Linked DNA regions of Homo sapiens: region 2 is linked to region 1. The links are chromatin contacts, found by Hi-C or POLR2A ChIA-PET in ENCODE. All regions are on one chromosome and are shown on one strand. Each heading gives the region's core, a stretch centred on a gene start or an enhancer-like site at or near the end of the contact. The rest is flanking DNA. Distances are from core to core; before and after follow the strand shown. Region 1 holds the start of TAF1B (TATA-box binding protein associated factor, RNA polymerase I subunit B). Region 2 overlaps HPCAL1 (hippocalcin like 1).

Evidence for each region. A loop is a pair of places that touch in the nucleus more often than their neighbours do. ChIA-PET counts read pairs that join two places held with the same protein, here RNA polymerase II (POLR2A). Pooled maps may share reads with other maps.
Region 2: a map with no recorded cell type shows a loop between it and region 1 (16-fold over the local background). The contact joins the enhancer-like site here to the promoter of TAF1B in region 1. A Hi-C loop is called at or near these places in 1 of 37 single-sample maps with no recorded cell type and 4 of 50 pooled maps. POLR2A ChIA-PET finds 5 or more read pairs at or near these places in 4 of 52 experiments (B cell, GM12878, OCI-LY7 and 1 more).

What each region holds. Positions count from the first base shown.
Region 1 is chr2:9,842,190-9,844,889 of GRCh38, forward strand. It overlaps TAF1B (TATA-box binding protein associated factor, RNA polymerase I subunit B), which reads left to right and starts at 1,285. Exons shown (of 15, transcript NM_005680.3): 1 at 1,285-1,370. The coding sequence starts at 1,353. RefSeq lists a silencer at 1,566-1,645.
Region 2 is chr2:10,376,877-10,379,659 of GRCh38, forward strand. The region is part of intron 1 of HPCAL1 (hippocalcin like 1); the gene reads left to right. Among named protein-coding and RNA genes, the nearest start is that of SNORA80B, 69 kb to the right of the region's middle. Within about 2 kb of position 1,480, at least 5 of the 41 ENCODE cell types and tissues checked have a DNase peak (open chromatin) inside an H3K27ac peak, as active enhancers do; they include B cell and OCI-LY7, where a contact is called at or near this core.

The DNA of each region.
Region 1 (2,700 bases), core at 35-2,534:
GAATTGCTTGAACCTGGGAGGTGGAGGCTGCACTGAGCTGAGATTGAACCATTGTACTCCAGCCTATAGAGATGAGGACTCAATATGTTGGGCAGGCTGGTCTCCAACTCCCGCCCTCCAGCAATCTGCCCGCCTTCGCCTCCCACAGTGATGGGATTACAGGCACCAGCCACCACAGCAAGCCTTTGTGGAGCCTATCGAAGCTTGCTTTCTCTTTTATTAATTTCTCTTTTTTAAACATTTCCTTCATCCCATTATTTTTCAGTTTAATCTTTTTTCTAACTTCTTGGGATGTACGATTATATCAAAAATCCTCTTCTCAATGAGATCTCTCTTGAACATCACATTTCAGACTGAAATCACCTTGTTGTTCCCATTCTCCTCTCCTCTTTATTTTTCTCCTTGGAACTCACCACCACTTAACATACCACATATTTTCCTTATTTATTTTTGTCTCTCCCCATCAGAATACAATCTCCATGAAGGCAAGGACTTTTGTTTACTTTGTTCACTGCTGAATCCCCAGGACACAAACCAGTTCCTGTTTAATAAATAAAACAAGGAATGAATGTGTTAGATGAAGAAACAATAAGAGCTAAATTTATTGAGCACTTACTGAGACTCAATTATATTCACTCATGCATTTATTTATTCAGTTATTTACTTATGCAGAGAAGGGGTCTCGCTTTGTTGCCCCGGCTGGTCTCCAACTCCTGGCCTCAAGCAATCCTCCCGACTCAGCCTCCCCAGGATTACAGGCGTGAACCAGCACGCCCGGTGGAGACTCAATTATAAGGGGCTCACAGATAACATCTAATTCTTACAGAGGAGTAAACTGAGGCACAAGTAAGCAGGAGAGCCGTGATTAGAAACCTAGGTCTAACTCACAGCCCGTGAGCTTTCCTCCAAGCCCCGAGGCTTCCCCTTAAAAAAGCCAGCAAGGGGCGAGACTCGGAGGGCAGAACCCACGGAGGGCGGAACCCACAGAGGACAGAGCCCGCGCTCGCGAGCACGGCCTTGTCCGACCCCCCGTGCCGCCGGAGGAGCAAGTCTGTCTTGGAATGAATGATCGTCGGAACGGAGCTTGATCAAACCACTCAGCAGTAGGCGTCGCCCACTTTCTTATTGGTTGGTTTTGGTTCTCAAGAGTAGGAAAGTTAGGTAGTCCGCGAGGGGTCTGCGAGCTTTGCGGAGCCTCGCCCCCGAGCGCGCGGTTTCCCTGCCGCGCAGGCGCACGGAATCCTAGGCGCGGATCTCGCGTTTCCGGCCGGAAGCTTCTCCAGCCTTTCCCGGAAGCTGCGCTCGCTACCCGGGTAACGGGTCCCGGCTGTGGAAGCTCCCGCGGCGCCGCGATGGACCTCGAGGAGGCGGTAAGGAGGCGGTGCACCTGGCGGGCCACGATCGCCGGGGCCGGAGGAGAGAGAAGCTGAGGAGGAGCGGCGGAGGACGCCGCGGGTTGGGGCGGCGACGCCACCGGCTGGAGGAAGGCGGGGCGGAGGGCTGCAGGGCGGGCTAAGGACTGGGGCTGGCCGGCCGCATGCGCGCGCGGCTTTGGTAAAGAGGCTGGAGTTTCTGGCTCGGCGAGGTTGTGGGGGAGGGAGGGTGTGGTGTTTGTCGTTATGGGTGTGTTTAAGGATGAAGCTGTGGGTTTTGTGGGGTGGCCACCCACAGGGCTCATCCTCGAGACTGGACCACCCACAAGTTCCCTTTAATGCTGGGGTGGGTGAGGGAGGGGCAGGGGTTGGAACCTGAGATGCCGCCGGGTAACCCCTGTCGGTCTCTCCGGGAATCCTTGCCACTGTCTCCAGCAGGGATTCTAAATTCGGGTTTGGGAACTCCCCAAATTGTCCAGCTATCATTCATCGTAGTGTTAGTACGGGGTCACTGAACACTTTACCAAGTTGCCAAAATTGATTTGGCATGCATTTTGTTTTGTTTTAGGTACTACGTAAAATGGCACATTTTTGTTTTTTATTTTTGAGACAAGATCTCACTTCTTCCCCCAGGCTGGAGTACAGTGGCACGATCACGGCTCACTGCAGCCTCGAATCCTGGGCTCGAGAGATCCTTCCGCCTCAGCCTTCCAATGAGCTAGGGCTACAGACATGCACCACCAAGCCCGGCTAATTTTTTTTTTTTTAATTTTTTGTAGGGGCAGGGGTCTCGCTATGTTGTCCAGACTGGTATTGAACTCCTGGGCTCAGGCGATCTTCCTGCCTCAGCCTCGCAAAGTGCTGGGATTATAGGGGTGATCCCCCGCCCTCGGCCAAATGGCACACGCTTTGATGGTATTAAATGATACTCGATAATTAGATCAATGCTAACAACAAGTCAAACTCCAAAGAGTTGGGGATCAGAGAATTAGGCCTGTATATACAGGAGCAGTACGGTCTTATAGTAGAGGCTTAAAAAATGTTTACTGATGATGGTTGGCTAACTTCTGTAAATGCTAGGCTGATGAAATGAATAATTGTAACTCACCATTAGCTAGCGTATACCCAGACTAGGGATCATGTCTGGTCTGTTTTGCTCACCATTGAATCCCCAGCACCTAGTAAAAAGCCTGGTACACACATAGTTGATACCCCTTATGCTGCCGAGTGAATAAATCGAAACTTGAAACCATTACAAATCTAGTTCCTCTGTGGTATGCGCTTTTAGTGTCCTGGAGGAGTTCCAAATTGTATTTGCATTTTTTAA
Region 2 (2,783 bases), core at 230-2,729, 530 kb after region 1:
GTATTGTGTGTAGTACAATACATAGCGTATTGTATTGTGTGTAGTACAATACATACCGTATTGTATTGTGTGTAGTACAATACATACCGTATTGTATTGTGTGTAGTACAATACATACCGTATTGTATTGTGTGTAGTACAATACATGTATGTAATACAATACATACTGTATTGTATTAATCAGATATGTTGTCCTGTGTTATTAAAATCATCCCTTGTGGCCCAAATTTGAAGGCAGTACTCTGTTCCTGGGTGTGCACCGTTAACTTCTTTAATGAACATCCTGCTGTTCAATAGTGAGGCTGCATCCTTCTAGAAAGCGCTGTTGAGAGGTGTGAGGAGGCTGCCACGCAGGCCGCGCCGCCCCGAATGGCAGGTGGAAGGCGGCTGAGTGGAGCCGCAGCAAATGCAACCCTGCCCCCGAGCCAGGCCCCAGGCTGCACCTTTCCACTGCTTCACACCAGCAGTGCTTTACCTGGAAAGGTGTCTGAACAGTGCTTGCAAAGGTAACTGGCATTCTGCCGGCTGCTCAACTCTGTGGACACCAGTACAGTCAACAACTCTCACTCGCCGCGGGCACCTGCTGTGCCCACCTGCTGCCATCTGAGTGTCACGACCACACCCCCATCCCTGTCCTTTCACGCACTGTCTGCCCGCACACACTCTTCCACCCTCTGTCGGCAGGGCCCCTGCCACCTCTGAAGCCCCCTGCCAGCTCTCGGCAGCCCCCTCCTCCCCCTGGCTCCCGTGTCCTGCCCACCTCCCCACACTGGCACCTCCTGAGCAGCCCTGGCTGAGCATGCACTCTGAGGGCAGACCCTGGCCGGGCACCAAGATACAAAAGGTTATGAGGGTGTTCTCTTGAGGAACTGAGTCCAGTGTGAACAGTGAACACAGAAACATAAAGGGACACCAGAATCCCCATCCCCATCCCCAGGGTGGTGAGCCACCGAGGGGGGCCAGGCACGGGGGAGGGTATTCAAGGGCGGCAAGCCACCAAGGGGACGGGGCAGGCACAGGGAGGGCATTTCAGAGAGTGCAAGGAGGCGGCGAAGATGCTGGTTGAGGGCACGGGTGAGGCGGGGAGGCGTTTCGACTTTGGACTGAAGGCCTTAATTGACCAAGGCGGTAATTTCCAGTCCTGTGACCTCACGACAGGCTGGACATTGGAGGATGGGATGACACTGGCTCTTCTGGGGTAACTTGTCTGGGTTTAAGGTTCTTGATGGGGTTTAGGACATGGCGGGACCCTAAGGATGGTGCCAGCATCTGAATTCTCTGCCGTCTTGCAGAGTCAGGATTCTGCAGCTACTTGCCCAAGAAAAAGTAGAGAAAGGTGGTTTCATGTTTTTTTTTTTTTTTTTTTTTTTTTACTGCTTTGAAGGGAGGTGTGGGACTCGTTTGCACACACAGTTAATATTTCCAAGGCTTGTGCAGGGCCAGACAGATTTGGTTGCAGCTGTTAGTTTTACTTCCTGTCCCGATAAAGGAGGGTGCTTGCCTCAGCTCTCACCTGCTGCCATAACAAAGCTCCATGGACCGGGCCGCCTAAATGCAGACACATACTCAGCTCTGGAGGCGGGAGGTCTAGATCAGGGCGTCCGCATTGTCAGGTTCTGGGGAGGGCTCTTCCTGCTTTGCAGGTGGCTTTTTTCTCTGTGTCCTCCTGTGGAATGAGAGCAAACTATAGTCTCTTCCTCTTCTTACAAGGACACTAATACCATCATGGGGGCCTCACTCTCCTGACCTCACCGCAACCTAATTACTTTCCAAAGGCCCCACCCCCTACCACCATCGCCCTCGGGGTTAGGGCGCCTGGGTACACATTTGAGGAGAGGGCACAGCCGTTCAGTCCATGACCACATTGCATGTTCCAGGGAGGAACTGGAGAGAGGCTGCTGTTTGCTGGGCACCTGAGCTGGTTATAGATGTTAAATCCTCACGGTAGAAAATGTGGAAAATACAGAAACAATTATAATGCATAATCCTACAATTCAGAGATCATCACAGCAGACATATGGGTCCATTTCTTCTGGTCAGTATTCATTTACAGCGAGGCGGACAGACTCATGCTGTAATTGAGTCATGCTATGTATTTGTTTCAGGTCCCGCTTTTTCTTTCCACTTAAGACAATATCATTCATTTCCTGTATCATTAAAAATATTTGCGGTCGGGTGCGGTCGCTCCTACCTGTAATCCCAGCACTTTGTGAGGCCAAGACGGGCAGATCACTTGAGGTCAGGAGTTCGAGACCAGCCTGGCCAACATGGTGAAACCCCCATCTCTACTAAAAATATAAAAATTTGTCCACCTGGGCCAGTGCGTGATTCCGAAGACTACATTTGAAGTCCAGCCTTGCAGCTTTCCAAAAACCCGTGCCTCCCTCTTTCTGCTTGTAAATGTCCCTCACAACTGGTTTCCCAGAAAAATTGTGAGGATGAGCGAGGTGTTGCTTGTGGAAGTTACTTTGGAGGGAAAGTGTTTGTGACACCCCATGGGTGTGGCCCATGGGGCTCCTGAGGGTGGATGGATGTGGGAGTGGACAGGCCTGGCTCCTTTTCTTGGTGGGCTGGGCTGGGCTATGAGCAGGAGCTATGGCCGTGGCTGACCCTTCTGCAATGGGAGCTGAGCAGTGGTACAGTTAGATAGCTGCGCAGATGGTCCGATGGCCCGGCCTCCAAGGCCTTGAGTGATGGGATGACCATGACCACTGGATGTCTCTCAATAGGCTTTGCCTTAACCATGCCAGCAGTTCCCCCATCTGCTTTATCAGCCCTGGTAT